Regions from separate parts of the Homo sapiens genome. Here region 1 is linked to region 2. A link is an interaction called in ENCODE POLR2A ChIA-PET data of the cell type or tissue named here. Cell type or tissue: CD4-positive, alpha-beta T cell. All regions are shown on one strand. Each heading gives the region's core, and the rest is flanking DNA. Links, peaks and the distances in the headings are about the cores only.

Region 1 (4,542 bases), core at 1,135-3,634, 140 kb after region 2:
CCAGGCACAGCTCAAGATGCTGGGGATATGGTGGTAAAAGCACAGGGCTTGCCCTCATGGAACTTACATCTGGGGCACGGGAGACTGCGGGGGAGTGTTGCAACTTCAAGTGTCATGGCCAGGAAAGGCCTCCCTGAGCTGGTGGCATTTGGCAAAGCCTTGAGTTTGGAGAGGAGCCAGTCAGTTAGACATTTGGTGGAAGAATGCACGAAGCAGCAGAAAGAGCAAAGGTGAATTCTCCAAGGTCAGAAAGTCCTGGACAAGGTCAATTACAGGAAGTGAGGGAACATGGAGTTGAGTTCTTGGCAGGCCACGGAAAAGGCTGAACGAACCCTTACTCTGTAGAGGAAACAGTCTCAGAAGGCCCCTACCCCTTGTTAAACAGGGGTACCCATTCTCTCACACCCACTACCCACAGAAATCCAGCCTCACTTAGAATCCTGGAATTACATAAGTTTCTGGTTGGAAGGGATTTACATAAATCCCATAGCTCTTCCCATTCTGGGTCTGTGATCTTGAATGAAGCTATTAAAAAAAAAAAAAAAAAGCGGGCAGGTCCAACCAGGAGGTCCAAGCTCAGTCCCACCCAGGCCTGGTGTTCCCCGCATGCACAATTGGCTTCCCAGGTTCTAGCAGTGCTCTGCCCAGCACAGCAAATGCACTTAGGGAAGGCTCCAGGCAGCCTTTAATCTATTTCACAATTCACTTTCTGTGTAGGCTGTTCTGGATGGGACCAGGAAACAGCCCCAAGTCAGGAATAAGGACACAACCCCCCTCAGATCCGAAGGGCTGGCACAACTCTATGGCTTCATGGTTTTATGTCAATGAAAAATTTATTCATAGAAAACTGTCCAGTACACAAAGTGATCTAATAGCTATTTTCATTTAAATTGCACAGAACTTGTCCCTCTGCCAGGCACAGTGGCTCACACTTGTAATCCCCAAATTTTGGGAGGCTGAGGTGGGGGAGGCTTGCTTAAGCCCAGGAGTTCGAGGCTGCAGTGAGCTATGATTGCACCACTGCGTTCCAGCCTGGGTGACAGAGCAAGACCACATCTCTAAAATAATAATACATTGAAAAATAAAAATAGGCCATACACGGTGGCTCACACCTGTAATCCCAGCACTTTGGGAGGCCGAGGTGGGCGGATCCCTTGAAGTCAGGAGTTCAAAACCAGCCTGGCCAACATGGTGAAACCTTGTCTCTACTAAAAATACAAAAAATTAGCTGGGCTACTGTGGTGGGCTTCTGTAATACCAGCTACTTGGGAGGCTGAGGCAGGAGAATTGTTTGAACCCGGGAGGCGGAGGTTGCAGTGAGCCGAGATCATGCCACTGCACTCCAGCCTGGGCAACAGAGCGAGACTGTTTCAAAAAAAAAAAAAAAAAAAAAAATATATATATATATATATGTATATCTATCTATCTATATATATGTATATCAATATATATGTATATCTATATATATATACACACACATATACATATATACATATATATACACATAAATATAATAAAAATAAAAATAAAAATTGCACAGAACTCTTGAGTAGATTATCATCCCCTTATTAGGACAAAAGACACTGAGGCTTAGCCAGGCAGGGCTTTTCTTAGGGAAACAGATCAATTAGCTTGCAGGCTTTCTCGGATCCAGGGCTCTCTGTGGCACTGAGCTGCCTCCCTTAGTGACTCACATCTAGGGTGAGGCACTTCACTTCCTGTTGGCTCTCTGCTGGGTGCCTAGAGCCGCCACTCCCCAGGGCAAGCCTACACCCTGCTTTATGAAATCACCTGTTTTGCATTTTCTTTCTCTTCCCTGAGGCTAATCTGGAACATTTGTGTTCTGGAATTGACATCTCATTTTTTGCACAGGTACAAACAGGTAGGAATAGCAGTTGCTTCATGTTATGGGCCAGCTGAACACGGCCAGCTAATTTACCTTCAAATGAGAGACGGTGTCAGGAGAGATGGTCTCTTGAGTGGACCTCATGGTGACTGTGGAAATGAACTCCCCACTCTCGCCTGCTTTAGAGCTGTAAATCTTAGGGCGGACTCAAAAGAAATAAAATAATGACTCTTAGGGAAAAGAAAAAAACATTTGCTATATTTGGTCTCTCTAGTGCATTTCCTTTTTGTTTTGTCTTAGTTACTTGTGCTTGCAAAGACAAAATGTGAGGGGGGCCACGGCGAGTCCTGAGCTGAGGCTCGACATGAAAGGTCTCACGTTTTAACGGGGTCACTCTGGCCTCCCCAATGAGAACAGGCGGAAGGTGGGCAGGGACTGAGTGGGGAGACCTTTTGGGAGACCACTGTAGCAAGTCAGGTGAGAGATGGAGGTGGAGTGGCCCAGTGGGTGGCTGTGAGGTCAAGAGCAATGGCTGGAGCCACCCTTAAGGCAGCAGGATAGCGAAATGTCATTTAACTAGAGTAGCTCCCATCCTTGGACCTTTAGGAAGTCTCCTTGCTGTTTCTCCTGCTGTAAAGTCAGCTATTAGGACCCAGTATTCTCCAAGGTCTCTTTAGCTTTGAGGATGGACAAGGAGACAGAGGAAGTATTTACTGGTGATACAAGTTGGCCCTGCATGAGTATATACAGACTTTTTTTTTTTTTTTTTTTGAGACAGGATCTTGCTCTGTTGCCCAGGCTGGAGTGCAGTAGTGCAATCATAGCTCACTGCAGCCTCCAACTCCTGGGCTCAAGTGATCCTTCCACCTTAGCCTCCTGAGCACCTAGGGCTACAAGCATGTGCCACCACACCTAATTTTTCAAAAAGTCTTTTGTAGAGATGGGATCTCACTCTGTTGCCCAGGCTGGTCTTGAACTCCAGGGCTCAAGTGGCCCTCCTGCCTCAGCCTCCTAACATGCTGGAATTACAGGCATGAGTTACTGCACCCAGTTCAATACAGACTTTTTAAGATCTGTGATTTTTGAAAGTTAGAATTCATGCTTAGACCCAGCTGTATTTTTTGAATCACTTCATTCATGAAAAATGAAGTCCAGAATTCAAATAAGGACAAGTGTAATCTCCATGGTTTCCGCCAGACAGAAGGACAAGTAAATCACAAGAGAGGCTAAACTATGTGTCCTGTGTGTCAACAGAGTCTAGGATTATCAGCTCCTGGGCTATTTTGACGATCCATCTTTAGGTTGGGTGGGAACCCCACGATTCTGCATTAAGCTGATTTTGTCATCTTTTCAGGAGGCTTACTCTGCACCTAAGCTATTCCTCTTCTCTTTGAAGTTCTAGTTGGCAAAGGACCGAGTTATCTGAATCTCACAGTATTTAGTTTTTTCTGGCTTAAGTTTCTGGTCTCAGACTTAGGGCTTCTGATTGAGAGCACCTCATGAATATTCAAAGGAGATACAGCAGCACATTTTAATTTGATCTAATTAGTGACAGACGACGCCTTTTCCTTTTGAGATATTGATTTGTTTAAAGTAGCACACAGACCTTGTGGCTGCTATTCCATTGGCATTTCTGACAGAGTATCCCTGGTGTAAGAATAGAGCTAGCTGCATAAATCTGTTAGTTGGTCTAGTATGTTTATCAAGTATCTGATGCCTGAACTCAGGAGTCTAAGGAATAACTAGCAAATATGACTTAACCATGAAATTCCACTCCTGTGAACGAAATAACAATTCAGTTGGTCAGCACTTGATTTCTGAGACTGGCAAAACATCATATCGAGATGTCATTTTTATAGGTACCATGATGGTAAAAGTATAGCAAATTTTGGATAGAGACTAGTTGGTCTTTCCCAAATGACATCTTTTCATTACGTACATGCCCTCAATTCTAGACCATCTCAATGTTCTCAAGAAGGCTCTGAGACCCACATAACTTTGGGAAAATGTTCCCTTTTCTGAATTCATAGCAATTACCGTCTGTATCACTTCTTTGGAATTAATTATGTACAAGCAGACCCCAAATTATGGCAGGCTTGTCATTGAAAAGTTTACTTGTACTTTCATTGTTTAGAACTTGGAATAAATGGTGGTTGGATTTCCAGCTGGCCCATGGAAGCCTCTTTAACCTACAATGTATTATTAGTCCTGTCGTCGTTCCTCATTGTTTTCAAGGAAAACGTGTCCTGACTTCCAAGCTGGACTTTGGGAAGCTGGGAAGAGATCTTTCTCTGGAGCTCAAGCCTCTGGGGGTGCCATGTGACTTGGCATGTCCCCTTCTCTCCTCTCTGACTCACAAGGAGACATTGTCACTCTCAGGAATGACAAGAAGAGCATCCCTGGGCATCACCAAAGCCAAAAGAAATATCACGTGTGAAATTCAATGATTGTGGTTGTTTCTCAAAAACAGGTATTCAGTAGGCATTTGTAACTCCGAAGCTTCCTGTACTTAAACCGTGACAAAGCTTATATGTTTATATTAAGCTTTTAATATTTTATGACTGTCTTCATGGTTTATGTTCCTGGTGTATGGGAACCATATCTCAGTTTCTTTGTATGCAGCAAATCCTCCAGTCCACAGCTAAGCACATAAGAGCAGCTCAATAAACATTTATTGATCCATAATTACAGCTACA
Region 2 (4,542 bases), core at 1,742-4,241:
GGTTTTTTTTTTTTTTTTTTTTTTTTCTCTGTTTCATTTTGTTTACCATTTATCATAGGTATGGTCATGGTGATTTTGATGTGACTGTATAAAAAATGAACTAGAGATTATTTTAGGGTTATTTAGTTACTATTAGGCATTGTACATATAATCAAGATCCAGGCTGTTAATATTAAGTTGTATTTAACATACTGTTTGGAGTTCTAATTACAAAGAAAGAATTCTTTGGGTCATCTTTCTTATTTTCTTCCTCCTCCTCCTCCCCCCCCCCCCCCACTTTTTAGAGCTTTTTGTATCTAATAGGCAAAACAGGGCTGTTAGGGAAGGCTTCAGTTTTTAAAATACAAGCTGTTAAACTCCAAAAGGTGTAATACTTAAGTACAAGGGTAAAGAAAGCTCAAGAAGGAATGTGAAGTGGTATACAAAAAGGCTGAGTGGAAAAAATGGCTAAAAATGTTTTGTCATATTCTGTTGAATTCACAAGAGCTAGTAAATTGGGAAAAATTTAAATGTTGTCTGATTCTATCAAAACACTTTCATATGTTGTAAAGTATCCATTTGGGCTTAAAGCCTAACTAAAATTCAAAATTGTTAATACTGAATATGTAATTCTTATGACATTGGTTTCAAAAATAATATTCCTCCCCAAATTTGAATAAAGGAGATAGCTTTAAAATATTAGTTCTACCCGGGCTCGGTGGTTCACACCTGTAATCCTGGCACTTTGGGAGTCCGAGGCAGGTGGATCACTTGAGGTCAGGAGTTCGAGACCAACCTGGCGAACATAGTGAAACCCCACCTCCATTAAAAATACAAAAATTAGCTGAGCATGGTGGCTCATGCCTGTAATCCCAGCTACTCAGGAGGCTGAGGCAGGAGAATTGCTTGAACCTGGGAGGCACAGGTTGCAGTGAGCCAAGATTGCGCCACTGCACTCCAGCCTGGGCAACAGAGTGAGACTCGGTCTCAAAAAAAAAAAAAAAAAAAAGTTCTAGAACAGCATTTCCCAGGCAGATATTCTAATTATTTTAAAATCTCTGGGGAAAAAAATGGGTTCCCTGGCGAGTAAGTTTGTACTTTTGAGTTTCACAATGTACATTTTGTGAAAAATGTTCTTGAATGAATTCATATTTTATCTCAACCATATCTGCTTACATTAGATAATAGTACTGCATGTGTGAGATGTTCACTGTTAATGCCTGCATTTGTATGGATTTCAGGGCCCCTTGTGATAACTTAACTCAGAAGTGGGGACCTGTGACTGTAATGTAGACTATTTAGCATTTAGAATTGCCATACAGGAATATTAGAGATGTCTGAAGTATGTAAAATATTCTCAAGTTTTAATAGTTCCAGCCGTATACTTCTATTACTAAACAGTAATATTTCTTCCCAAATTTGAATAAAGGAGTCATCTTTAAAATATTAGTTCTAGAATAGCATTACCCAAGTAGATATTCTAATTATGTTAAAACCTCTGGGAAAAAAATGGCCTCCATGGTGAATAAGTTTATATTTTCCTTTCGAATTTCACAATGTACATTAGTGTCGTCGTGGTTTTGAGAAATCAAAAAGCTTGCCAAGTGGCCCTACATCATTGACCATAGGGACCTCCTCTCCCCCATCCTCCTTTTCAGGTGGTATATAATAAAACTACACAAGGATGTTGTGGGAAATGCTGTACCAGACAGTACAGTATTCTCTCATCCAGACACAATTTTCCTATTGCAGAAAAGTATTGGTATGATTCTAATCAGCATGGAAAAGATAGACTTGGTGTGTCAATGCACACACCCAAAATGCATGTTGGGATTAACTGTATTCATGCCATAAAAATACTATGTAGACATATTTTATTTTATATGGCTAGCTTTAATTTGTCACTGCATTCTAGTCTCTGTTCTATAATATTTATTATAGGTTAACAAGAATTACTCTGGAAGTAATATTTTTATGTCTATCCAGTAGTTATTTTTGCAAACTAATACAATAGTACAAAAGGCACAGTGTTGAAAGATCTTAATTTTTGAGTGAAACTTACTTAAAAGAAGTCATTTTCCCCCCTGAATCTTAGTGTAAAGGCAGCTGCAGTCTGCTGACAGCTTGTGGTTATGCTCTGATTTACTGGGGAAGGAGGAGGTTGTACTATTTTAAATGCATAATAGAGCATTCGTTTCGTCATCTGGAAGCAGAGATGGAAGAAGCTGGGGGGAAATGAGAGACATCACTGTTGCTTTCGTGGAGGGAAGCTTTGTAGCATGTTATCAGACAGCAGTGCATATTGAAGAAAATATCTGTTAGGAATGCATGTCACCAGATGTATTTTGCTTTCAAGAATGGTAGACACATCAAACAAGAATCAGATAAAAGCCTGAGAAAAAGATGTTCAGAAGAATACTGGAGTTATTCTTTATGCTTCACTGCCCTTTACCTCTCTTGGTACCTTCCAGAGAAACAAGTATAGATGTATTTTTAGCTTGCCGTTTCCAGCATCAATATGACAACATGATTTTGTCTTTATATCAGTAAGCAGCTTCTACTATGTTTTCCTATTTTCTGCTAGCTACAGTTTACAAAGGATGTCACAGCACTGGTAAGAAATGCACAGTAGCCATTTCCTTGCTTTTTAAGTCATGTTTTGTAGAGATTTGTAATAAGCCAATCTATTAAAAACTGTTCACTTTTGCTTAGAGAAATCCCTCTATCGTGTTAATCTTACTAATTTGCAGAATACGTTTGTGATAGATGGTTTGCCATCCTTATTTTTTATTTTTATGTTTGGTTTTCTTTTGTATCCTGTACATAACTGATGCTACAGCGTAATATTTATCTGCATCAGTATATATATATATATATATATATATATATATATATATATATATATATATATATGTTTTTTAAGTATCTCACCCTCTTCCTGTCACTACTACTTTGCTGTTACGTTTGTGGCTGCACTTGAGCTTTGCAAGCTGTCGAATGCAAAGAGCAGGATGTGATGATAGTCTTGAGTTAAGCTTGTTTTGATTAGGGGAAGATGTGTTACCACATCTGTCTCAGATGCTGAACATAGTCCCTGTGTTGCACTGATGAGCTCTGTTTTGTAAAGTCTCTATAGTTGATTTCTGTTATTCTTAAGGCTTTAAAAATATTGCTGAATAATTTTACAAATAGTTGATAAAAAACTATTTAGGCTGCATGCCTGCCTGTTAGTAATAGAGAAATGTCTCCTTATAATAAGTAAAGGAGACCAAATAAATTTGTATGATATACTTTTGCATTAGCTTAAAATAAAAATATAAATTATATACAGAACGATGAGTTACCTTTTTTCATGTTTTTCTGCCTTTATTATATGTGCTTTATTTCTTAAACTTGCATATTATCTTACTTTAAATATTAAAATACTTAGCATGGCTGCTGAAGGTCTTAATTTGTCAAAATGGATTATTCTTAGGGACTCTGTAATGGTTAATTGACAAGATGCTTCAAATAAATTAGACTTAATTTATTATAGTAGTAGTACTTAAAATGCATTTAAGATTTTTAATATTTTCACCTTTTCTCTGGCAAAATACATGAATCTTCCTTTGCTGGGATTTATTTGGCAGCCATTTAACCTGTCAACTGCTGAAACTCAGAAGGCTTGAATGGGGAGAATTTTAGAAGTAATGTGGGTACATCTAATTGGTTGGGTAGAAATTTGATGAGTTTCACATGTTTTGAGCAAAGAGGTGATTGTAATTTGTATGTGTTGCAGATTCTACAGTTTATTTGATTTCTGAGAGACTAGCTCTTTCTAGATTTGTAGAGTACCCTTATGTTGTGTTTGCATGCATGCTATAGTGAATGTCACTCAGGAACGAGGTAGGACATAGATAAAATAGTGCACTGTAAAAATGGAAATTATTATTCTTTTTATGAATTTCCAGTGACACCTTCCTCTCATTTCTATACAGGCATATTCTCAAGATGCCTACCTGAAAGGCAACGAAGCTTATAGCGGCAATGCCCGCAATATACCTGAACCTCCACCAATCTGCTATCCCTGGCTGCCATCTGCCCCATCAGCCATGGCACAGCCAGTTGAAATATCTCCTCCTGACTCATCATTGAGCAAACAGCAAACCAGTACACCAGTACTGACACAACCTGGTAGGGCCTATAGAATGGAAATACAAGTGCCTCCATCACCAACAGATGTTGCAAAATCAAACACAGCAGTGTGTGTTTGCAATGAAAGTGTAAGGACTGTCATTGTGCCTTCTGAGAAGGTTGTAGATTTGTTATCCAATAGAAACAACCATACAGGTCCTTCACATAGAACTGAAGAAGTGAGGTATGGCGTGAGTGAGCAGACCTCTTTAAAAACAGTGTCAAGAACCACATCACCACCATTATCAATTCCCACCACTCATCTAATTCATCAGCCTGCAGGCTCCAGATCACTGGAACCTTCTGGAATTTTACTTAAGTCTGGAAATTACAGTGGACATTCTGATGGAATCTCAAGCAGCAGATCTCAAGCTGTGGAGGCTCCCTCTG

Evidence for each region. ChIA-PET counts read pairs that join two places held together with the same protein. Peaks named below come from ENCODE experiments on the same cell type or tissue, not always from the same donor. Only the 100,000 strongest peaks of a DNase experiment are listed, where the experiment ranks them.
Region 1: POLR2A ChIA-PET joins it to region 2 with 6 read pairs; 2 of 35 experiments call an interaction of 5 or more read pairs at or near these places.

The regions. Positions count from the first base shown.
Region 1 is chr10:24,481,095-24,485,636 of GRCh38, reverse strand. The region is part of intron 6 of KIAA1217; the gene reads right to left. Among named protein-coding and RNA genes, the nearest start is that of MIR603, 210 kb to the right of the region's middle. In CD4-positive, alpha-beta T cell, for the core only: no CTCF peak of the experiment used is centred there; no DNase peak of the experiment used is centred there.
Region 2 is chr10:24,620,784-24,625,325 of GRCh38, reverse strand. It overlaps ARHGAP21 (Rho GTPase activating protein 21), which reads left to right. Exons shown (of 26, transcript NM_020824.4): 8 at 2,564-2,593; 9 at 3,957-4,542. Among named protein-coding and RNA genes, the nearest start is that of ARHGAP21, 100 kb to the left of the region's middle. In CD4-positive, alpha-beta T cell, for the core only: no CTCF peak of the experiment used is centred there; DNase peaks (open chromatin) are centred at 2,175 and 2,985; H3K4me3 peaks cover 1,247 bases; H3K27ac peaks cover 1,727 bases.